3 separate regions of the Mus musculus genome follow, and all the other regions are linked to region 1. The links are chromatin loops, found by intact Hi-C in ENCODE. Cell type or tissue: left cerebral cortex. All regions are shown on one strand. Region 1 holds the start of Tmem167b (transmembrane protein 167B). Region 2 has its middle 10 kb from the start of Gpr61. Region 3 overlaps Elapor1 (endosome-lysosome associated apoptosis and autophagy regulator 1).

Evidence for each region. Hi-C counts contacts between places; a loop is a spot of excess contacts. Peaks named below come from ENCODE experiments on the same cell type or tissue, not always from the same donor. Only the 100,000 strongest peaks of a DNase experiment are listed, where the experiment ranks them.
Region 2: it touches region 1 in a loop (4-fold over the local background); 2 of 42 quality-filtered maps call a loop at or near these places.
Region 3: it touches region 1 in a loop (2.0-fold over the local background); 5 of 42 quality-filtered maps call a loop at or near these places.

The regions. Positions count from the first base shown.
Region 1 is chr3:108,559,778-108,567,777 of GRCm38, forward strand. It overlaps Tmem167b (transmembrane protein 167B), which reads right to left and starts at 2,689. Exons shown (of 3, transcript NM_026198.2): 1 at 2,494-2,689; 2 at 410-541. The coding sequence starts at 2,503. In left cerebral cortex, CTCF peaks have their summits at 3,045 and 3,747 (motif pointing left); DNase peaks (open chromatin) are centred at 978, 1,193, 2,694, 3,385 and 1 more place; H3K4me3 peaks cover 2,233 bases; H3K27ac peaks cover 2,449 bases.
Region 2 is chr3:108,161,033-108,169,032 of GRCm38, forward strand. No RefSeq gene overlaps it. Among named protein-coding and RNA genes, the nearest start is that of Gpr61, 10 kb to the left of the region's middle. In left cerebral cortex, CTCF peaks have their summits at 3,867 (motif pointing right), 4,070 and 5,504 (motif pointing right); DNase peaks (open chromatin) are centred at 3,883 and 5,619; H3K4me3 peaks cover 338 bases; H3K27ac peaks cover 1,136 bases.
Region 3 is chr3:108,463,052-108,471,051 of GRCm38, forward strand. It overlaps Elapor1 (endosome-lysosome associated apoptosis and autophagy regulator 1), which reads right to left. Exons shown (of 22, transcript NM_001346518.1): 12 at 6,851-6,956; 13 at 6,477-6,614; 14 at 4,702-4,965; 15 at 2,555-2,728; 16 at 1,204-1,384; 17 at 419-515. Among named protein-coding and RNA genes, the nearest start is that of Sars, 22 kb to the left of the region's middle. In left cerebral cortex, a CTCF peak has its summit at 3,597 (motif pointing right); DNase peaks (open chromatin) are centred at 3,249 and 3,572.

The DNA.
Region 1 (8,000 bases):
GGACCTGAGTCAAAATCCCAGAAATCACGTAAAATATGGCTATTGTAATACAAACCTGTGCTCTCAGTACTTGTAGGCTAAGTAGGCAGGACAAGTTCCAGAAGCTCACAGCTCAGCTAGCCAAGTGTACACAGCAGCAACCACACAATTACAACACACCACAAACACACTCATATAGTAAACATGAGTCCAAATATCACCCTGGTCCTACGCCTTCTATTCTAGAACCACAAAAATCTTTAGCCAAGATTTTCAGATCTGCATCTGTTGGTAAAGCATATGTTCAGGCGGATCATAAACGTTAGTGGAAATTCCGAAAGTTAAATCTCATACGGCTACACTGTTGCTATACTCCGTTGCTGAGAAGTAGCTACGTATGTTCTCTCTCTGCATGCAGATAAGGCCTTACCTTTGTAGAATACACCCCACACTCCCTTCTTCTCCGACAGCAGCCAGGTTTTGAGACGAGGTACTTTCTTGAAGTAGGCACAGGTGCAAACAAAGAGCAAACCAAACACCAGGATCCCATCCAAGGAGTACACTGTCACAAAGAGAAGGAGAGAGAGTCTTTGATGCTGCTGTGCCTGAGGAGGTGATGCTGCCCAGACTGCAGTGCTGAGGCCACCTCAACGGCAGGGCCAACGGTAAACAGGAAGGGTCCATGATCTTGGCACTGTTTCCCCAACCTGCTTGTAAAAAGCCCCTTTATCACTCCACTCCCCCGCCCTCACTACAAACTAGAAGACACACGTGTATTTGTGTGGCACTCTTGGAAGTAACTGAGGCTAGTACTCGGCTAGTCCTCGGAGTCTGAGCATACAGATTTACATATGTTCTTGATATAAATCACTCATCTGATGCAGGAAAGCTCAGTCTTTAGCCAAGATTTTCAGATCTGCATCTGTTGGTAAAGCATATGTTACGGCGGACCATAAACGTTAGTGGAAATTCCAAGAGTTAAACCTCATATGGCTACACTTTTGCTATACTCCGTTGCTATTTCAAGTACAGTACAGTTAACAAATCATATTCTTGCCAGGACAAAAGATGGGCACAAAATGGAAGACAGGAAGCACTGGTGTCCATGAGGCAGAACGATGCACCCCTGGAACACTGGTGTTAGCTAAGTGCAGCCCAAGTTACAAAGGGGAAAGGGAGCCCATATCCTGCTTCTGCTCCACACAGCGTCCTGCTGTGTAGGCAGGGCTGGCCTTAAACTTGTGGTCTGCCTGCCTCCTCCTACTCAACGCTCGGCTTAGAGGCATGCCAAATACAACCTGCAAAGCCCACTCTCAAAACAACAAAACAAAAATGTATCTGATGCTTAGGTGACACAGAAAGCTCTTAGTTCTGCTTCTTACATGTGATACCCAGGTAAGCAAAATGAATTACATAAAGGCAGATTTTATTCAGTAATCAACTGTGCCAGAATATTTTATTTCCTAGTTTACACTATGTCTTCCTCCGTTCCTTCTTTAACTTTGTGTACTATGGTAAGACTGACTACCCAGAAAGCTTCAAATGGATATTATATACAATCAGGGTCTTTGTCGGTTCCCGCCAGTTCTGGACTATACTGACTTCTTCCAGTGAAACTATTTCACAGCTAGTTCCAGTATATCAGTCAGCTCACAGACAGTTTCTATGGATGCCTTTATGTCTTGCTCTTTTACTCCTATAAGTTAAGAGACAATGCCAAAATTCACAAGGAAATGACATTTCAGTCTTCAGTGTCACGTCTATGGAAGTCTATGAGAAATACTTTCCCGAGCCTCTCCAATCATAGTACCTAGAAAAGGCTTTCTTATTTCCGTTCCTGTAAGACTGACTATAAAGGTCTTAATTCATGCTCTAGAACCTGAAAATCATGACTATAAAATTGTTTGAAGCAATCTGGAAAAATTACAAGTGCTCCATCACTAATAAAAGGCGGCTTCTAAATCCACCCTTTGCGGTATTAGCCAGAAGCTCCAGATGGAGCCACCCAACTAGGACTTTAGTCAAACGAATGAAGGCTTTTTTTGGTGTCTTTTAAATTAACAAAATAAACAAACAAACAAAAAACTTTGGGGGTTGTCTACAATCACCTCCCCCGCAAACGGTGGGATTTGATACCATTACTAAGTCCTTTCAACCAGCTTACTGTCAGAAAGTATGAGACCTTAGGGAACTGGATAACAGCTTCTCTCCCCTGGGGACTAACAACATAATTCTATAGTGAACGACCTCCCCAGCGGCCAGAACCAACTTCTAGGAAAGAAAAGAGAGTAAAGGGTGATAACGAAAAGTCAGGTGTGGCACTAGGGTACCTTGATGGGCTTGAGAAAAGAGAAACTGCAAGGAGCATCCCAGACAGGAGTTAGGGGCTCCCCAAGGTCCAGGGGGGCCGGGCTGGGAGGGGGCGGGGGGAACGGCCACGTCAGTCTAGCCCCGCCCGCCACGTTTGGTCCCAGTCCTCTACCGCCACCCTCCGCTCGGGCCCCCAGCTCTCACCGTTCGTCATGGCGGTAGTGCCCGGCTGGGGTGAGGGGTCCGGGTTCAGCTGTGGCGGCTGCAAATGCGGGGGAACCCGGCTCCCACTTGACACTTCCCGATCCGGGCCGTGGTGACGGGGAACGAGCCGTAGTACGCAAGCGCGAGAGCCGAGCGAGAGAAACGCCGAACTCAATCAGGCATAATTAGCTGATCGTCGAGCCAAAGCCTCGCCCTGCCTGCGTAGCGTCTGCGTCCCTACGTAGTGGGAGGAGAGCGTGTTGGGCGAGGCTTCCTTTGTGGTCATGGCAACCGGAAGTCCGCCTGCTTGCTCCTGTCTAATTAGACCGACTGGACCCAGACAGTGTGTTTGAAAAATAAAGGCTGTAGGGATTGCTCTGTGACACATGTTCAGTGTGCCAGAACATGTCGTTCCCCGTTGTATCTACTTGAGAACAAAACTTAGGGTTCCAGTGATTCATGACCAAGAAACAAAAGAAAGCCATCCCGTTTCCTCCAACTTATTTAGGTGACAACTGGTAGTGAAATCAGGTACAGTTCCAAGAGAAAACACTTGGGAACCAGGCTATAATGCGAAGCAATTGCACGTAAGGTGGCGCACGTGTGTATACTACAGCAGGGTCACTGTATCTTACCATACCAAGCTGAAAACGTCACCACTGTCAGGATAGTTGGACCGTTCTTGGGGACACGGCTTGTTTGTTTTGTTTTGTTTTGTTTGTTTGTTTTGCTTCTATGCTCTGCAGCAGTAATATGTGCTGTAATATCTGAAACCCGACGAGAGTTTGAGTGCTGAGGGGGATACCACAGTAGTTGCTCGGACTCCTGGGACAGCCCTTGTTAGGTGGCTTCTTGCGGAAATCTAGCCAAGCTGCCTCTGACTTTCGTAAACGGAATAAGAAACTATAACAAAAGCCACATGCTTCCGATCCTAAAGCTTTCGGTTGTCAGAAGCATTCAGACAGCTTCCTGTTTGTTAGAATGACTTTCTTTTCCTTAAATTACCAGGATAGTTTCCTTTATCTGCAGAGTTTAAGTCATGCTGGCCTCACCTCTTCAGAAATGTACCCTGGCTTCTCTGAAGATGTTTTGACTAGATGATGACAGTCTAATGGTGGGCTGGCGTGCAGGGAACAAAGCTTTAGGTTCTGCTTTGTAAACTGGGACCTTCAATTATAGACAGCTGGGTCTGCTTTTCTAGAGTCTGACTGAAAGTGCTGCACTCAGAAACCTAAGAATTCTGTCCATTCCTGCTACAGTGCCATCTGCTGGCTGTGAACCGCCTGGTTACCTAGAACAAAACTGTCAGAAGACTTGGAATGGACAGTCAAGAGGAGGAAACCACTAGTAGAGTAGCCACAGTGTTTGATGTAGGAAAGAGTACTTGAGCCGGGCAGTGATGGCACACGCCTTTAATCCCAGCACTTGGGAGGCAGAGGCAGGCGGATTTCTGAGTTCGAGGCCAGCCTGGTCTACAGAGTGAGTTCCAGGACAGCTAGGGCTATACAGAGAAACCCTGTCTTGAAAAACCAGAAGAAGAAAAAAAAGAGTCATTGAAAAAAATATACTCAAATTAAGAAATTACAGCATCAAAAACCAAAAGATATATAGAAAAACCCTAACATAATCACTAATATAATCACTTGGATTACATATGTGTGTATACACACAGGACATTCCACAAAGCAAGACAGGACTGCAGAGATGGCTTAGTGGTTGACAGCATTTGCTTCTCTTGTTAAGACCTTCGTTAGGTTTCCAGCATCCAAGTGATGGCTCACAACGATATGTTCCTCTGGTTCCAGGAGATCCTGTTGTAGAAATAATAATAAAAATTGTTCCTCACACTTAGAGATGAAGGCAAAGATCTGTACTAAAGTGCCTGGCTGACTGTGGTTAATGCCTAAATTAGAGTCAGCCTTGACAGGATTGTACTAACTGGTAGCTTCAGTATGCTTGGCCCAGGGAGTGGCACTATTAGGAGGTGTGGCCTTGTTGGAGGAAGTGTGTTACTGTAGGGTGGGCTTTTAGACCCTTTCTCCTGGCTGTAGTCAGATCAAGATACAGAGCCCTCAGCTCCTCCAGAGCCATGCCTGCCTGGACAACTGCCATGCTTCCAACCATGATGATAGTGGACTGAACCTCTGAACCTCTAAGCCAGCACCTTTGTAAGAGTTGCCTTGGCCGTGGTGTCTCTTCACAGCAATGGAAACTCTAAGACACTAACTCATATACACATTGGCTTATACACTTCACAAGCATGCATTTCACAAACACTGTCATCTTGGGTCCCAGTCCCAAAGTACACTTCAATCAATTCTGTCTAATGGCAGATATGATCTAATGTGTGCTGGTCATTCCTGATGAATAAACATTTATATCCTAGCATCCAAAACTTCATTTATCTAACAGAGCTGGTTAGCATGCTACTTACCTTTAATTATTTTGGAGGCAAAAGTAGCTAAATTCTACTTGTGTGAAGGAAATCTATCATTAAGTCCTCTATAACATTAATTTTATTACTTTGAGTTTCTTCTACATGGGCCCCACACTGCTGTTCTGGACTCTGTGGGCACACAAGCAGGCTTGTGGTACACAAATATACACACAGACAAACCACTCACACATACATAAAAATAAAACAGGCTGAGCTGGGGGAATGTCAAGTTGGAAACCAACTTGGGTGGGTGGGTGGGTGAGTGAGTGAGTGAGTTTCAGATCAGCCTTTGCCATGTAGTGAGACTTCATTTCAATAAAACAAGGGCCAGAGATGTGGCTCAGCCATAGAACACATGCCTAATGGGTTCAAAGTTCTGCGTTCAATCCTCAGTAGTGTCAAAGAAAAGAAAGGCATTCCTCCCATTCTTAGAAGTTATTTCTCGCTTTTTCTTAATACATCTGTAAACAAAATCCATTTTTCTCATTGCTAACTCCATTGGTAACCCATTCTGCTCCACGGCTTGCAAATATCACTTTTCTTTTGCATTTCTTTATTCTGTGTGTTTTTCTGTGTGTACGTGTGTGTGTGTGTACATGTAGAGATAAGAAGACGGCTCAAAGAAGTGAGTTTTCTCCTTCTACCACGAGGGGCCTGGGGACCAAACTCACGTTGTTAGGTTTAGAAGCAAGCCTCCTTCCCTTCTGAGCCATTTTACTAGCCACATTGGTCTCTTTGATAGAAAATTTGTAATTTGATATCCTATTTAGCATGAAAGATTTATATATTCTAAAAACTATGTTCAATAAAAATATTTTGGGAAAGTACTACTGTTGAGTTTGCTGGAAGCCTTGTCTCTTGCCAGAGATGGGCGTTAATCCAGGAGTTAAGGTGCCAGGAGCTCAGTGGATCAGTGGCTTCAGGCTGTTCTCTCTTGAATTTGAAAAAAGAAACTCATAGCCCACAGAGAGTGAGTTTAAAAGTTTTATCAGAGGAAGCTTAAGAGAAAGAAGGCAGAGCTCCTGGACAGCAGGGCCAAACACCAAGAAGTGGGGTACCTGCCATCAAGCTGATAGCCTGGAGGATTTTAATCACAGCTAAAACTAAGATAAGATGTTGGGGAGAGAGTGGTCACTTCAGTTGGCCCACACATGAAGTATTCAGGAATTTCCTCCTGGTTTCATGTAGGTACTCAAGCATAGTTTACAAAGCAGGAGATTCATTTAAGAGAAGAGCCTTAATGTGGAAAAAAAACTACTTGCTCTAGGTGACTGTTGTGGTTTGAATAAGAATGGCCCTCGTAGGCTCCTGTACTTGAATGCTTAGTCAATAAGGAGTGATACTGTTTGAGAAGGATTAGAAGGTGTGGCCTTGTTGGAGGAAGTGTGTCACTGGGGGGTGGGCTTTGAGATTTAAAAAGCTGCCCCACCGGCAGGCACAGTCTCTCTCTGAGTCTATGGATCAGGGCATATCTCTTAGTTCGCTAACCTTTGCCTGCCTGCCATCATGCTCCCTCCACCAGACTTCCCGACATGATGAGGATGAACAAAGATTTTGAAACTGTAAGCAAAGCCCCAATTACATGCTTTTCCTTTGTAAGAGTTGCTATGGTCATGTCTCTTCATAGCGATAGAATAATGACTTAGGCAGGTTCTTACCCTCATAATAACTAACTAGTTTCTATCTCCTTGCCAGCTGGACATGGTGGCTCATGTCTGTAGTCCCAGCACTTGGGAGACAGATAATGCAGTCTTTGTGAATTCAGTACCAGTTTGGTCTCGTGTATGTATGTCAGGCCCAAATTCCCCAAACTCCAAAAGGCAACTCAAATATCTAGAGATGAGCTCAGTCTGGACTATGCATGGTAAAAGCCAGCATTCCTTGGGACCTTGTGAAGCCGGCTACTGTCTATCAATAGGAGTCATCTCCTAGCAATCAAAGCACATGAAGGCCTCCAGGCCCCCTCAGTACCTGTTAGATAGTTCAAAGTCCATCCTAGCATCCGAGCTCTTCTCACTTCTTCCATTACTCTAAACTTCCTCTAGTTCATGGGCTTGCTTCCCTCCTGACAGCTACTTATCCTTCTTGAAATGCAGCATTTTTCACTATTCTCCCCTTAGGTTCCTGCTCCTGCTATCTCAAGATGCTTTCTTTACTTTCTCCCACATCCCTAGCCCTGGCCTTGTCCAGTCTACTACTTTCTCTCTCTTCTCTGGACTCTTCCAGATGCCTCTGGCTGTTCTGTCTCTCATATCTACAATAAAAACTTCCCATACCATGAAGCAACTGTGTTGTCAGTTTATACATATATATCTATTTCTACTGTATAAGTGTATACATACATATTGATTTCTCCCATATAAGTATTACATTAAAGCCAGGAAGTGGTGGAGCATGGCTTTAATCCCAGCACTTGGGAGGCACAGGCAGGCAGATTTCTGAGTTCGAGACCAGCCTGGTCTACAAAGTGAGTTCCAGGACAGCCAGGGCTATACAGAGGAACCCTGTCTTGAAAAAACAAAACAAAACAAAACAAAACAAAACAAAACAAAACAAAACAAAACGGTATTTACCAATAAGGCGTGGTGGTGCATGCCTTAATCCAGCACTCAGGAGGCAGAGGCAGGTGGATCTCTGTGAATTTGAGGCCAGCCTGGTCTACAAAGTGAGTGGAGGAAACCCTGTCTCAAAATCAAACAAACAGGGTCTGGAGAGATAGCTCGGTGGTCAAGAACACTGACTGCTCTTCTAGAGGTCCTGAGTTCAATTCCTACGAACCACACAGTGGCTCACAACCATCTGTAATGAGATCCAATGCACTCTTCTGGTGGGTCTGAAGACAGCTACAGTATACTCATATAAATAAAAAGTTAAATAAATCTTTTTTAAAAAATCAATCAAACAAACAAAGTATTTACCAGGATCCATGGCATGCTGAGGGCTTGCTAGATTTTGCAGGCAAAATTAAGACCCTGCCTGCCAAGAGAATAAAACATACTGGGTAAGACAGATGAATAAGCAAATTTAAGAATATACATTATATATATGACATTATTTTTTATTCTGTAGA
Region 2 (8,000 bases), 400 kb before region 1:
GCTGTCTCCATCCTCAATTCACACATAATAATTGTATGTTTTCACAAGGCACAATTGTATGCAATGTGTTGCTGGATCAGAGTAATTAACATCACTTCACACTTGTATCACTTATTTCTTTTACATATTTTTACTTTATGTATATAAGTGGGATATTTTGTTGTTGTTGGGGGGCGGGATTGTCTGTTTTTTCAAGACATGGTTTCTCTGTGTAGCCCTGGCTGTCCTGGAACTCACTCTGTAGACCAGGCTGGCCTCGAACTCAGAGAACAGCCTGCCACTGCTTCCTGAGTGCTGGGATTAAAGGCATGCGCCACCACTGTCTGGATGTATATGGGTGCTTTGCCTGTGTTTATGCTTGTGTAGCACATGAATGCCTGGTACCTAGGGAGGTCAGAAGTAAGTATCTGACCCCCTGGAACTAAAGTAAAGGATGGTTGTGAGCTACGGGTCCTTATGTAGCTCAGGCTGATTTTGAACTCCTATTCCTTGTAGTTCAGCTTCCTAAGAACCAGGATTGCAGCCTTACATCTCCATGCTCAATTCTGTGGGTTATTCTTGGAAGAGTCCATTAGTTTCCGACCACAGTGGCCATGCTGTGCTGTAGGAGATTAGAAACTCCTTCTGGGAGTGATGCTGACTGTAAGTGATGGAAGGAAGCTGAGGAGGAGTTGGTGGTTCAGGAGAAAGGCACAGGCTTAGCAAATCATGGAGAACGCTGAGTGCAAAAACATATCAGGGGGGCTGGAGAGATGGCTCAGTGGTTTCTGCTCTTCCAGCAGTCCTGAGTTCAATTCCCAGCAACTACATGGTGGCTCATAACCATCTATGCTGGACTCTGATGTCCTCTTCTGGCATGCAGGTGTATATGCAGATAGAGCACTCATATGCATAATACATACATATATATGTACACACACATATCAAGTCTGGGCAATGATGGTACATACCTTTAGTCCCAGCACTCTGGAGGCAGAGGCAGGTGAATTTCTGTGAGTTTGGAGCCAGCCAGGTCCACAGAGCAAGTTCCACAACACCAGGGCTACAAAGAGAAATCCTGTCTCAAAAAACCAAAAACAAAACAAAAAAACCCAGAACCTTTGCATGCTGCCTCATTCGCTGCCTTGAGTTCACATGAGCATTGACTCTGTTATGTAGATCTTGATTCCTTGGGGTCCTCCATCCTCTCTCGTTCTTACATTCTTTCTGCTCCCAGGATTCCCTGAGTCCCGAGGGAAGAGATTTGATGGAGACTTCTGTTGCGGGCTGAGTATTTCAAGGTACCTCACTCTCTGTATATTGTCTGGCTGTGTGTCTCTGAATTTGTTCCTATAACCTTCTCTGATGATGGCTAAGTAAGGCACTGATCTATGAGCAGAGCAAAATGTCACTGGGAGTTGTTTGCTACATTCTTTTAATAGAGCAGTAGCACTTGGCTTTACCTTAGGCCCCTAAGCTATCTAGTCTCAGGTTCTTGGTTCCCCCAAACAGTGTCAGGTGTGGGTTGGCTATCTCCAATTGATAATTACTTGCAAATGAAAATTTAATTTCCTCTAAGGGAGTCTCCCTGGGGGAACAAACTACTCTGGCTGTGTGTCCAGCAGTACTGGCCAGCAGAGAACAAATTCAGCGGCAGCTTTGGTGGTCCCTTGTTCCATAATGTAATGTCAGAGATTTTTGTTTCTTAAACTTCTCCGTCTCTCTGTCTCTTCCTCTCACTCTACAGGTCCTTTGCGTATCTTCTGTGGCTACCAGTTTGGTGTTTTTAAGGGATTCCTGAGTGTGTAAGTGGGTCTCCACATCTGTATCTATTTTTTATGAGTTTTCTTGGACTCATTCCTTTAGTTTGTTTGTTTTGTCCTATTCTGATGTGTTTGATTATATTGTATTATATTATATTGTATTATATATATATAGTACATAGTGTTTTCTAATGAGAGACAGAAAGGGGATAGAACCAGATGAAGGGATGTGGGGATGAACTGGGAGGAGTAGAGGGAAGGGAAACTGTAATCAGGATGAATTGTATTAAAAACAAACGTATTTTCAATAAAGGAAAAAAATATCAGGAACCCTGAATGGATATACACCCTTGTAATCTTAGCACTCAAGAGGCTGAGGCAGGAGGATCATGAATTCAAGGTTAGCTTATGCTACATTTGAGACTGTCTCAAAGAAAGGAAAGATCTGAGACAATGGCTCGGGTTAAAGCGCTTATGGTGCAGGCAAGAGGATGTGAGCCTGATCCCCAGAATTCACGTAAAGATAGCAATAGTGATAGCAGGTGCATGCAACTCTAGTACAGGGAGGCAGAGACAGGGTCCCCAGGGCTTTTTGGAGCAGCTAGTCTAGCCTAAAGGGTAAGTTCTTATGAGAGACCCTGTCTCAAAAGAGATGTAAGGCGTTTCCAAAGATGACACCCACACTTGCTCTGTGGCCTCCACATGGGTGCACAGACATATGCACATGCCCTAGTCATCATGACCACTCACACACAGATACAGGGACATGCACACAAACACACACACACACAGAGAGAGAGAGAGAGAGAGAGAGAGAGAGAGAGAAAGAGAGAGAGAGAGGCAGAGAAGGAAGGAAGAAGGAAGGAAGGAAGGAAGGAAGGAAGGAAGGAAGGAAGATGAAGAAAAGAAATTATCAAGATGTCCATCTTGAGTCGTTCACTTGACAGGAAAATAATTTGCATGTAGGAAAGAAGGGAGAATAGAAGGGAGAATAGACAGGCAGCTCTATGGGGTTGCAGGGGTCTTGTGAGCCTGGCTGAGGGGTCACACTTGGACATCAACACAGCAAAATGTTGTGGTCAGGGAAACCAGGGTCTATCCCCAGTGATCTTTGAGAGTCAACAGTTAAATATGACTGAACCTACAAGTTCCAGAGAAAAGGGAGCTAAACTAAACACTTTGGCTTTTCCTTGTGTTTTGAGACCAGAGAGAGGAGCATAAAGTGTGTATGTCATGAAGGAGCTAGGATGTAGGACCGATGGAAAAGGAAGGCCAGAGGGAACACAGAGAACCGGCCAGGCCAGAGGGGAGCAGACACGGAGATCAATGCTCCTCTGATTTCCAGTGGAGTCTTTAGAACTTAGGCCAGGTAACTGTGTGCAGGCTGCGTGTCTGATCTTTGGGGAGGAAATGAAAAGGGACAGAGGAGCAGTTTGGATACCAGAAACCCCCCCATTTAGGTTCCTGACGTCCTAAAACGCTGCCCAGGCTGACCCATGGGGGTGTGGCACCCAAGGCCAGCTTCCGATGCCCAACTGAAGACCAACTTTAGCCTTGGCCTATGAACAAAGAGCTGGGCTGATTTCCCCTCTGGAAAGAACCAAACCAGCCCTGGGTGTCATCTTGGAGCCACTTCTGCTCTATGTCTCTGGGGGAAAACTGTTCAAGTGTCTTGTGGTTAGCCCAACCCAACCAGGCCCAAGTGTGCACAAGGGAAAGCTAATTCTTTCCTCTCCAAGCTGGCCACCACCTCATGGTCTTTCTCCTTAGCAACTCTTCGTTCGTCCTAGTTCTCTCCCTGTACTTCTGGAATACCCACGATCAGAAAGAACCATGCCTTACTTGGCTCTCATGCCCATCTGACCACACTCCGAGACCGTTAACTCTGATCGGCTCCTTTGGGATTGAGAGATGTCTTGTGAGTGCCCCCTCAGAGTGCGTGATAAAGAGTGCTATGTAGAATCTGTCTTTCTTACAGTTTGGCTTTTAGGAATAATCTAGAGAGCGTCTACAGCTTCATACTGAGGCAGGGGGACCCTGGATAAGAAGGCTCAAGATGGGAAAAGAGAACCAACCAATCTGAGAGGTTTCAGGGCCCTCCGCCTGCACTGGTACATTTTAGCCACAGGAGGGCAGTGTTGGCCACAGAGCTCTGAAGAGTTACTGCAGTGTCTTGCTACACAGCTTCTCTTTGCCAACCCCACACCTGCTTTCTTTATCCTGGGGGCTTGTGGTCTCTTGGGCACCTTTCCACATGGCTGCAGTCTCGGCTGTGAAGGGTGGGCAGGAGGGACAGATCTCCCAAGAGAAAAGGCTGTGGCGGGTTTGATGAACTGATGTCCCCGCAGCTCCCCTGTGTGGACAGGTTAGCTTCCGTAAGCCTCGGCTTCTGATGAATAGTTGAATCGAGACTGCTGGCCGGGGAATGTCGTTTCCTGTGTGCATTTTGATCTGAGCCAACAGCTATGGTCTTTGGGTAGCTCCTGGCGGGCTCCATCTGTGGCCCTGACGCTTCAAAGGCTCACTGCCTGGGCAGGTGGGATAGAAGATGAACGAAACTGGACACTTTGGTCTCTCCAAATGGGTCTCTTCTTGGAATCACAGCCAGACAGAAAGAGTGCCCAGGAGTCGGGGATGGCCCAAGAAAGGGATAAACATAATCAATTGGGTCTGATCGGTTTGTGTTTGAAGTTTCAAATGGTGCTAGGGCTGGCTGGCAATGTATACTCTTCAACCCAGGCTACCCCTAAAAACCACGGGGCCATATTGACTTGCTCTGAATTAGAGGCTGCAGAAATCCCAGGCCCCTCCCTCCAGAGCCTTCTTGGGGATCCTAAAATACCCCCTCCTCTTCTTCTGACTTTGCTCTCAGCTCCCCCAGTACTTAGAGAGCACAGCTCACTGGCCTGTTCAGCCCTCAAGGCAGCCCCGCCCACACACCCCTGCTCTTGCCTTGTGCCCTTCTGACCCCAACCATTCTCTTCCTGGTCCTGAAATTACACACCAGGCCCCTGGAGAGTCTCTGTGGCACCTCAGCTTCCCTAGTGGGGCATCTGATCCCACGCTTGGGGGCTGACCCTCCGAGCACAGAGCACAAGGCGTGGCCTGGTTCTTTTCCCTAAGCTTCCCGTTCTTTGGACTGACTGCCCCATTTTCTCGCCTTTTCTGCCTTTCTTATTTGGCTCTTTTGTTTCCCTCCTTCCTCCCTCCTCCTCTCTGGCTCCAGGCTTTGGGTCAGCTCTCCACTCTCCTCCTGTCTCTGCTTGAATGTACACCTTTTACTTCCTCCCCTGCACTGAGCACACTGAAGCGCTGGTCCCTGCCTCCCTGGATGAGGGAAGGAATAGCAGAGGGAGGCTGGGCCAGCGGCCAGACTTGCCTTTAGCCTCTGGCTTGGGTATCTGGGACCTGTGTCTGGGAGAGTCCTCGACAGAGCCTCAGGCCTATGGAGCTGGCGGGGACCAGGGTTGAAGACCACTGCACCAAGTGACTGCAAGCAGAGAATAGGATATGACAGCAAGCAAGGGGAAGCCATCTCTCTCTCTCTCTTTCTCTCTCTCTCTCTCTCTCTCTCTCTCACACACACACACACACACACGAGAGAGAGAGAGAGAGAGAGAGAGAGAAGGGGAGGGAGGGAGGGAGGGAGAGAGAGAGAGAGAGAGAGAGAGAGAGAGAGAGAGAGAGAGAGAGAGAGAGATTCTGTAGCCTCTACTTCTGCCTCCCTAGACAGAATTCTGGGCCAGAAACCCTCTCAATGGCCACTGGAGGGCCCTGTCTATTCCTCCAGGGTGCAGATGCAGGGGCCCAGGTGGCTGCCAGCAAAATGCAGCTGGGGACTGGAGTGGAAGCTGCACCCTCAGGAAACAGGCCACACTTTCACCCCAGCCAGTTCCCGGCCTAATTAGAGACCGGAACGGCATTGATCGTCCCTGGGCTCATTATGTCACAGCTGGGGAACAGCTGGCCAGTCTTTTCCAGGCCATTAGCTGCGCCATGAAGTGGAGAAAAGGCGGGGGGGGGGGGGGGGGGGGGGAGTGAGCGAGCAGGATCAATACCCTGTCTGTGTGTGGGGGAAACAGCTTGGTGGCTGCCTCCCCTGGCTCTCTGGGCTGTGTTTCTCTCAAAGGCTGCCTCCTGCGCACAAGCTTCGAGTTCACACGTGGAAACCCAGCTCTAACCATCTGGGAGCTTGGTGAGTGAGATAGACACACTTTGGGGCCAGTGCTGGCCCAGTTCTGGGGACCATTCCAACCTTCTCTCCCAGGGTAATGGGAGGGGAAAGACTCGTATTACCTACCCAGTCTCAAAGGGGACCTTAAAAGTCCAGGTCCTCTCCACTCCTGCAGCAAGATGACACCCAAGGCAGCTGCTTCTCTTGGCCCCTGGCCACTTCAGTGTGCCCCTGGGCTCAGTTGGGTTTGGTTTCCTGTGAGATGGGGAAATGACAGCTCTTCTGATCCTTAGGGAATAGGGGTGATGGAAGGAAGAGATGACAGCTCTCCCCTGCCCCCCACACCCCGTCCCTGGCCTGAGGCTCAGCTGGGTGACACCTGAGGCAAGCTACCTGACCCCAGGAGTTCGAGGGAGCCCAGAATTGCTTAGTAAACTGACTCTTTACTTTCAGAGTTTTAAAGTGTCAAACCTGGGGTGGGGGTGGGGGGAAACCTCTGAAAAATCATGGGCTTCTCTCTCATTTGATTTAGTGAGAGATGGTGAGGCTGAGTGTTGAGCTCTGCCGTGCCTGCCTGAGTCGTCTTCTGTCAGATGCTCCTTCCGGGCCTCAGCCACCCCTCGCAAGCATCCCACATTGAGTTTTCACGGAGCCCTGAGGTCTCCCAGGCTCATGTCCTCGAGTTTCTGGCAGAGGTGGGAGAGGAGTGTTCGCTTTTGCCCTTCTTCCCACACAGCACGGCCATGAGAAACCGCGAGAGTCCCTAGGCCTCTCAGAGCCCCAGCTGCTGCAGTGCCAGACAGCGGTTCTGCCCCTGTGAACAGAGGCCAGCTACATACAACCTCCTCTGCTCTCCGGACTGCTAGGACAGCCCCTGCAGAGTCCGTCGTGAATGAAGCACAGACAGGCAGACAGACAGACAGACAGTGGTCTGAATTCTAGACTTGAACTCTATCCAGCTGAGTTCCAGCCCTTAGAAACCAGTACTTGGCTCTAAGTAGAAGCACATGGAAGGGAAGGGCACTGGGAATGTGTGTTACAGATGAGGAGGCTGTGTCCCTGGGAAGAGGCTTTGCTCAAGGTGAGATCTTCTCCACCAAATCAGAAAACACCCCCTACCCTCATCCCCACCCCTACCCTTGCTCCCAGTCCCCAACCTCTGCTCAGGGCTCTTAGAACAGTGATGAGATCTAGGACTGTCACGGGCATGTTGGTTACACCACCAGAGTCATCTATCAGATGAACTTCAGTAATGGAAAGGAGCAGTGACTACCTAAGAGGCTTAGCAGAGACCACTGGGCTCCACTCTGTCTGACGGTGAGCCATCTGTCTGTCTGCAGTCAAGCAGTGCTCAGGGCAGACAGAGTCTGGGGATAACTTTACCTCAGCTAAACTCCCTCTAGCCAGGCACACAGGAATAGACTAGAAACCAGGGTTGCTCTTCCTTCTAACATTGGGAGAGAAGGGGTTGTCTACAGGAGATAGATGCTGACATAGCAACAGGACCAGGGAGCAGGGAGCACGTAAGTGGGGCTTCCTGGGGCCACTGGCATCTTTGTTTCCTGTGTGCACAGGATGCTAATCTCTGTTTTCTTCTCTTGGACTCAGAACAGGGAGGGAAGGAGTGACAGCCTCAGCATCAGGGACTTAGATGTTGAATCCCTGTGGTTCAAGCTGGAATATGAGGGCTGGGGAGCAAGGGATGGCTGGAGCAGCTGGAGCAGGAGCCCCAGAACAGGGTATTTCAGGGACTAAGATCTAGCAGTGGAAGTCTTGTGATTGAAAAACAGAGCGCTGAGAATCAAGGACACCAGAGAGAGCCCCCTCTCCAAGCAGAGAAGGGGTCCAGGAAGGGGAACAAAGGGAGACAAAGATGCCTGTGGGGAGGAACATGGCTAAAGTCCCCAGTTTGTTCCCTTGGTGGCCTATGGCAAATCCTAGGCCAGATCAGGGCAAGTTCTGATGTGTAAGAAGTCCGCCACCACGGCCTTGAGGCTTACATGAAGGAATGTGGGGGAAAGGCTTTTACAAGGGTTCAGACCTCAGCAGTGATTTTCATTCTGTCTGCCAGTGGGTGGGAGGCA
Region 3 (8,000 bases), 97 kb before region 1:
GTGGAGTCAACATGGGGCGATTTGAGCATGAATGGACTCAGGTTCTCCTTAACAGACAGGGAGGGTACAAACTTTGGTCCTTATGTGGAGAGAGTAGAGACCAGGGAAATCTAATCAAGGGGGGCAATGCCCTGGCCTAAGAAAGAAAAGGCTAGCACAGACTGGGACCTCCCTCGGGGAAGGGAAGATCATGGCAGATCCTCCATCTTTCTCCCTGAGCCAGTGCACAATGGCCCCAGGAATATGCAAAACGCTCATGTCAAGTTACAGCCAGCTTTTACTGGGATGACTGGGTAGCCTTAGACCTCAATCTTGTTCAGGCTTGACAAGTAGGAGGTGGATTGTGGGGCGGGGTGGGAGGGGAGGGCGATTTTGTGGAAGAGTGTGAGGTTGCTTTAGCCTGGTCTTTCATACTCACCTAAAAAAGAAGACTATGTCCGGAATTCCCGAGGTCTCTGGGTGAAAAAGTTCAACTGGGGAGACGATTCCTTCCAAGGTCATGTCTGTTGACACTCCTGTCAAACCAGAGCTCCCATTAGTTCTTGCTCATAGTGTTAGCTGGTAACTACCTCAATGCTTTCAAAGCCTGTCAACAACCAACCTTTATTCCATCATATTACGGAGTGGCTCATGCAAAAGTGATGCCAGGGGCACATGGAATGAAATTGGAAAATGATCAGGAAGTTGGACCCCTCACATGGGGCCATGTATCTTCCAGCCACCAGCCTCATATTTGGTAACACACACACACACACACACACACAGAGAGAGAGAGAGAGAGAGAGAGAGAGAGAGAGAGAGAGAGACATAAAAACACACACAGGCACACAGAAATCCACACAAATACAAACACAAATACACACAGAGATATACATATACAGAGGCGTGCACACAGACAGAGATGCAAACAGAGACACACACGTACACACAGAAAGAAACACACACAGACACACATGCAAACACAGATACACATAAATACACACAGAGACACACAAACCCACACACAGAGACACACAGAGACACCTACATAAACATAAACACAAACACACAGAGAGACACATACACATATACACAAACAGACACACAGAAACACATACATAGATATACACATACACAAAGAGATGCACATACACTGAGAGAGGCACACAGACACACACACACACACACACACTCAAGCAAGCCTAGGGTAGCTGGCTTACTCACCAACAAGTCGGTCAGCAAGGCTGACGGGCTGTGAGGACACCCCGGCCTTGTAGCCCATCACCTCAGAGGGGATGATGACAACCTGGCAGACATAGGCTGTGACGGACTTAGAGAAGCCGGCCTCACCATCAGGGATCCGGAGGTCAGTGACATTGTCTGTGCACACAGCCATTTTTTTCCCCTGGTAGGGCACACGTGGAAGAAAGCAAATGATCACAGAAGAGTCCCAAAAGGAACAGGGGACATTCCCCATTCCCCCACATCTAAACGATAAGCGTCACCATCCTGTGTTGCAGTAGAGTGATGCTCACAAGAAGACTGAAGTGGGAAGAGGCGGGAGTGGAGGAGAAGGTAAAGATTTGTCCCAGTTTCTAGACACTGGCCTTGTACTTCCCTGTGGTCACCTCGACTGTGCTGGTAGCAGCTGCTTTGGCCTTCTAACCAACAGGTCAAGGGTCCTTATGTATCTGCATGCATCCTCTAGACAGAAGCTGAGCTATGCAACTGAGCCCCGAGGCCAATGGCATTTACTGGAACATTAGGGCTGGGGTTTGCTCCCTTCTTGTTTCCCTTGGGGCTGTGGTTCTGCTGTCTTGGAAGCACTGTATGGACCGACTCCCAGGGGTTCAAACAGAGGAACCCAGTAGAACTAATGATTGCCCTGCTTCATCCCCCCTCCCCAAATACGTGGGATTGCTAGGTACTTAAGGACTCCTAAGTCTGGGTAGTCTTTAGGTTTTGGGAGAATGAACCTAGGGCCTTACGCCTGCCAAAGTGTTCCGGCCTCTCAACTGTTCGCTCTTCTCTCAGCCTCTCCCTTTCTATTTTGTAAAAGAGCGACATAAAACAAAGCAAACTGTGTGCTGAGAAGGAAACTGGCTTCTCCGCTCTGGCTTTTTTTTTTTTTTTTTTTTTTTTTTTTTTGAGATAGTTGCCCTGTAGAGCCTGACCTCAAATACCAGATCCTCCTGCCTCAACCGTCTGAGGGCAGGGATTGTTTCTGTGCCACCCTGCCTGGCACGTCTGGTCTTTACTAACCTTGCAGTGACCAGCCGTGGAGATGAGTGTATACCTTGTACTTGGGAGGCTGAGGCAGGAATAGAAAGACCCCCCCACCCCCACCCCAATTTCCCAGGTTACTTCTTCTAGCTCCCTGAGGGAGGCTGGCTTCAACTATTTAAACCTCTTTAATTCTCTCCTTCCCTGGATGCCTCAGAGATTCTGTGTGTTTTTGTTTGTTTGTTGTTTTTTCTTTGTTTGTGTTGGTTTTTTGTTTGTGTTTTTGTTTTGCCTTTTTATTTTTCTCCACTTCCCAGTGCACACACACTGCTAGCTCACACAGCTTGCTTACCTGGTTTCCACAGAGACTCAGGGTGAAATGATGAAAATACTTCAGCCCCTTCGAGGTGAAGCTCGGCACCCCTGCCAGAGAGACGGTGCCTGCCAGAGCTGAGAAGTTGTAGTTGAAAATCCTGCTGGGGGTGTTTCGGGAGAAGGTGCAGTCGTTGTAGCAGAGAGAGTGGATCTGAGGGGGAGAGGATCCAGTCAGTGGCCAGTCTCAGGCTTTGAGAGCTGCAGTGGAGTAGCGGGCCCCCCCCCCCCCCACAGCTTGTGCCAGCCGGGAGGAAATGAAAGAGGAGGAAGGAAGGACTGAGGTACATTAGATGGAGTGAAGCGGACCCCTAAAGGATCTACCTTGCTATTGATTATTGGCACACATAAGATGAACATGTCTGAAGTGGTGGCCATCATGAAAGACTGACAGAGGCACCAGTGTGCAGACGCTTAAAAGGACACCCCTTGGATACACAAAGGACTTTTACAAGGACATCTGCCCGGGAACTGTCCACTCAGCCTTGGACTGATGCCGCTCTCGTGTTAATCATGGTGGCCAGTGATCCCTGTTCCAATACGGCCAACACACTTTTCATTCATGTCCGCTCAATGTCCCCTTGTCTCAGTCTTTGAATAGATCTATGATTTACTGTGGCACATGTATTCCACTTCAGGACTCTGAGGTTCCCGTGCCAGTATTCACAGGGGGATCTCTGTCTGATTTTGTTTTTAATAGGGCTAGGGACCAAACCTAGAGCCTTGTGCAGGCTGGGCATGTGCTCTGTGACCAACCCTGTCTTTCAAGCAGAAGACAGCAGAGCCTTAACTGAAATAAGGGCTTCTGAGTGGCAAGAAAGAGGCTTCTATTCTTCCCCGCCTATGCGGCGCACACATGCCCACTTCAAACACACTGAAACTTCCTTCCTTTTGCTGGAGTTCTCTGTAGGAAACCCAACTATGGAAGGAACTTTGTTTCCTGGTCCTTGTGTCAGAGACCCCAGTCAGAGGCAGGCAGTCTGACATACTGCCATTCTCCCCTTGCCCCACCAGCAGAGGGCGCTCCAGGGAAAGACTATGAAGAACGTCTCAGGTGAACCCTAAGACAGTGAGTGGTCTTCAACCTTCCTACTGCTGTGGCCCTTTAAGATCCTTTAAGACACCAAACCATAAAATTATCTTGATTGCTACCTCATGACTGTAATGTTGCTACTATTAGAAATTGTCACGTGAATATCTGATATGCAGGATATCTGGCATGCCACTCCCACTCAACAGTTGGAGAACCACTGCCCTAAAAAATTTTCAGGGGTCTGTACAATGAATGTACACCCTTTGCAGATAAATAGAGCAAGACTATATAGTGTTTGAGGTTGGTCTGGACTACATGGGACCTGGTCTCATAAATACATAAATAAATTTAAATAAATGAATAACATCTTATAGGTGTCTTTCTGGTGTGAGCAGTCAAAATACAAATTAATTCTAAATGTTAACAACTATCTAAGAGCCTTTCTTCATATGTACTTTGTTTGGGGTTTTATCTTTTTGTTTGTTTGTTTGTTTGTTTGTTTGTTTTGGAGACAGGGTCTCATGAGTTCTATGCTGATCTCAAACTTGCTGTGTAGGACAAGAGTAACCTTGAGCTCCTGACTTCCTCTCCTCTACCTCCCAAGTGAGGGATTACTGATAGGAGCCACCATGTACATGTATGCGCATGGATGCAAAACTACTTGGGGGCAGTGTCACTGTTGGGCCACACTAGATTCTTCTATCCGTAGAGCTGAGAAGCCCCTTGGATGGATGGCAGCAATGCTGATTAACTGTAGGTACCAGCAAAGGTTGGCTCACCTTCCTAAAACAGAGGGGGCAGATTACTGTGCTAATGAGCTAAACATGGGCCACAGACCCCCACTACTTCTTCCCTTCAGGTCTTTGCACAGATGCCAAACCTCTGGACCACAGGGTCACTGATCTCCACCAACTGAAAATGTGACTTGCCTGCTACAGAGGGAAGACAAGACCTCCTGCTATGGACTCACCACCCACAGACACCTCCTGGTTAGTGTCCTCCACAACAACCTGAGTGTGGGGCTGGGGGTGGGGGTGTTTAAGGGGGGCCATATGGGTTTCAGCCCCTGGAGAATTCCACTTAGAACCCGGCACCTTGTTATTCTTGGTCCCTGGACCACAGGGCACACAGGCCTGTGCACCGTAAGGCTGGTGAGCTTTCAGGATGGTGTTAGAGGGACAGAGGTGGCAGGTCCCAGAATCCCGGTTGATGTAATGGCCAGCAGGACAAGAGGTGCAGGAGGAGCCCAAATCAGAGGCTTCTAGGGCACAGGGACGGCAGTAGGAGGCCACGCCCCCCATGACGTTGGTGACATTGATTGAGTAGATCTTGGCGACATCATTAGTATACTTCCTGCCCTGGAGATGAGGGAACAAAAGCAGAGAAAGGAGAGGCCTGAAGCAGCAGCAGCCATAGGAAGAGCAGAGTTTATTTTCACTTTACTTGTGCATGTACACGTGTGTACGTGTGTACATGTGTATATGTGTATGTGAATGTACATGCACATATGTAAGTATGCATGTAGAAGCCAGATGTGGATATCAGACGTTCCTTTCATCACTCTCCATCTCATTTTTTGAGACAGGGTCTCTCACTGAACTAATTGTCTCATGTCCTGGCTTTTACATGGATGCTAGAGATCAAACCCAGGTCCTCGGGCTCCATGGCAACAGCTGGTACTGACTGAACCACTAGAAGCATCTTTCTCACTTTATTTCATGGTGGCTCTTTGTATGAAAATTAAAGATGAACGATACTAAAAATAGAGAGCTAGGTGGTGGTGGTGTGCACCTTTAATCCCAGCCCTTGGGAGGCAGAGGCAGGTGGAGCTCTACACAGAGAAACCCTGTCTCAAAAAACCAAAAGTTAAGTAAATAAGTAAGTAAGTAAATAAATAAATAGTTTAACTTTAAAAAGAACAATGGCTTTTAAGGTATATTTTGTGTAATTAACAAGACTAACCCATTTTAAGTTCCATGTTATGCGCCATGGGGAATTTATAGGAAATTCTAATATATGGGGGGGGGTCTTTGTCAAAGAAAAAAGAAAAAAAATCCACGTACTTAAAAAGAAATCAAAATTAGGACTGGGTGTGGTCTTACTACCCTAGAATCCCAGCACTCAGGGGCAGAGGCAGGAGGATCGCAAGGTGGAAGACAACCAGCCTGGATTAGAATGGCCTGTCTCTAAAAGCCAGGGACTGAGGAGTGGGGATGAAAATATAGACTTAGTATACATAAGGGATGCAGAGAGGGGCAGAGATAGACATAGAAACAAAGAATGCACACTCTCCAAGATAGTAATTGGGTTATCTCTGGGTAACAGGTTTATGGGTGATTTGGTTTTTTGTTTGTTTGTTTGTTGAGACAGGGCCCACTTTACAGCCCAGGTTGATTTGTTTTCTGCAGTACATCTGTTTGGTTTTGTTTTTTTTTTTTTGTTTTTTTTTTGTTTTTTGAGTTAAGAAAATAAAGCAAAGCTTTTCATCTTAGCTCTGGGAAAGCTAAGGCATGAGGATTACAGGTTCTAGGTCAGCCTGGGTTACAGACCAAGACCCTGTCTCAAAAATGAAAGAAAAACAGAGTGATTATTTTTAAAAATAGCTATATGTCTGGCTTCACTTGTGGTAGAGACTGTAAGGGGAAGTCATTTAGAAAAGGCTCAAGCCCTCAGAGGCCATGCTTAGCATTCCTGCTTGGCTCCTGCAGATTATGAACTCAGAAGCCAGCATGAGCTCACAGCAGGAGCCCTGTGGTCACAGTCTGCACCAGGGACAGGAGGGACAGGAGGGACAGGAGGGACGGGAGGGAGGGGAGGGAAGGGAGGGATGGGAGGGACGGGAGGGACGGGAGGGAGGGGAGGGACTCACTGTTTCATGAAGGGTGGTCCTCTGGAAGGCCCATGTGAAGCTCACAGTAGCATTCTCTTCGATGGTGTAGGTATAGGACTGCTTGCCTTTGGTGCCCTTCCACGTCTCCACAGGAGTATTGGTCCTGGAATTCATGCCCTGAGCCCAGGGGAGGCAAGTGAGGAAGGCGGGATTGCTTCGTGAGGCAATCACTATGCTGTGGGCTAACACACTGGTCAGACCTGTGTTAAGTACTAGGGAGTCCCTGGCAGTCCCTCTAGGCTCTTGATCCGTGGGATCACCATGATGGGTGTCCAGTATACTGCCTCACTGCTGGGCCATGCTGGACCAACCCTCCCATGGAAGCCCCCATCTGGCTAGGAGAAGAAACCTACCACCATGAAGTAGAGCTCACAGTTCACAGAGCAGATGGTCTCGAAGACAAATGTGATCCTGGCCACCTCTTTGTTCTCTGTGTCTGCCACCACTGACTGTGGAGGTCTGTGAGAGAAACACTGAAAGTCATCTCAGAGGCCAGGAAGTGCAATTCGGAGGGTCTAGACAACAGAAAGGGTTAGCTGTGGGTTTGGGGGACCTAGATAAGGCGTTTGTTGGAAAGAAGTGGGAACTAAGTCCAATTACGCCACCCAAGCTATATGACCTTGACCTAGCTCCGTCAGCTACCGAGTGGAGGTGATAAATGTCTTCTTTATCTCTCATTATAGTATTGATATCCACCAGTACACCATGTGTGAGTGTGCTTTATAACAGGGACAGGTCTGCTCAATCTTCTGGCCTAATCTTCAGCTGGTAAAAATGAACTAACTGTATATGAGCTGGAGCGATGGCTCAGTGGTTTAGAGCTGTTGCTGCTCTTGCCAAGGACCCAGGTTCAATTCCCAGAACCTATATGGTGGCTCACAACCATACATAGCTCCAGTCCCAAGGGATCCAATAGGCACACACACGGTGCATATACATATCCATGTAAAACATGCATACTCACAAAGTAAAAGAAATAAGTCTAATAAATAAATGCACAAAAAGTGAAATGCAAAGGGGACTGTGGCCCTGTTTTTACGTCTCTTTTTAACTCTCTCGGCTAGTGTGGAGAGGAAGGATTCAAGCGGCCTGTCAGAAGCCAGCAGGGGCAATACTGTGTGAGCGGAATATTTAGTTATTTTTCTCATTGCTGTGACAAAATGCCTGATGAAAAGCAACTTAAGAAGAAGGGTTTGTTTATTTGGCTCATGGGCTGAGGGGTAAAGCCCACTTGCTGGGGAAGTGTGGCCTCTGGAGCATGAGGTGGCTCAAAATCCAAGATAGATCTTTCTCCTTAGTCAGTCCTCTCTGGTAATGCCCTTCCTGACATACCTAGAGATATGTCTCCTGGGTGATTTCAAATCTCATCAAGTTGACATTCAAACTAATCTACCCTGGGGTGTGGAGTGGGGGATGGGGGCAGGGCTCCGGAGAGACTGCTCAGAGATTGGGGACACTGGCTGGCTGCTCTTGCAGAGTACTGGGATTTGATTCCTAGCACCC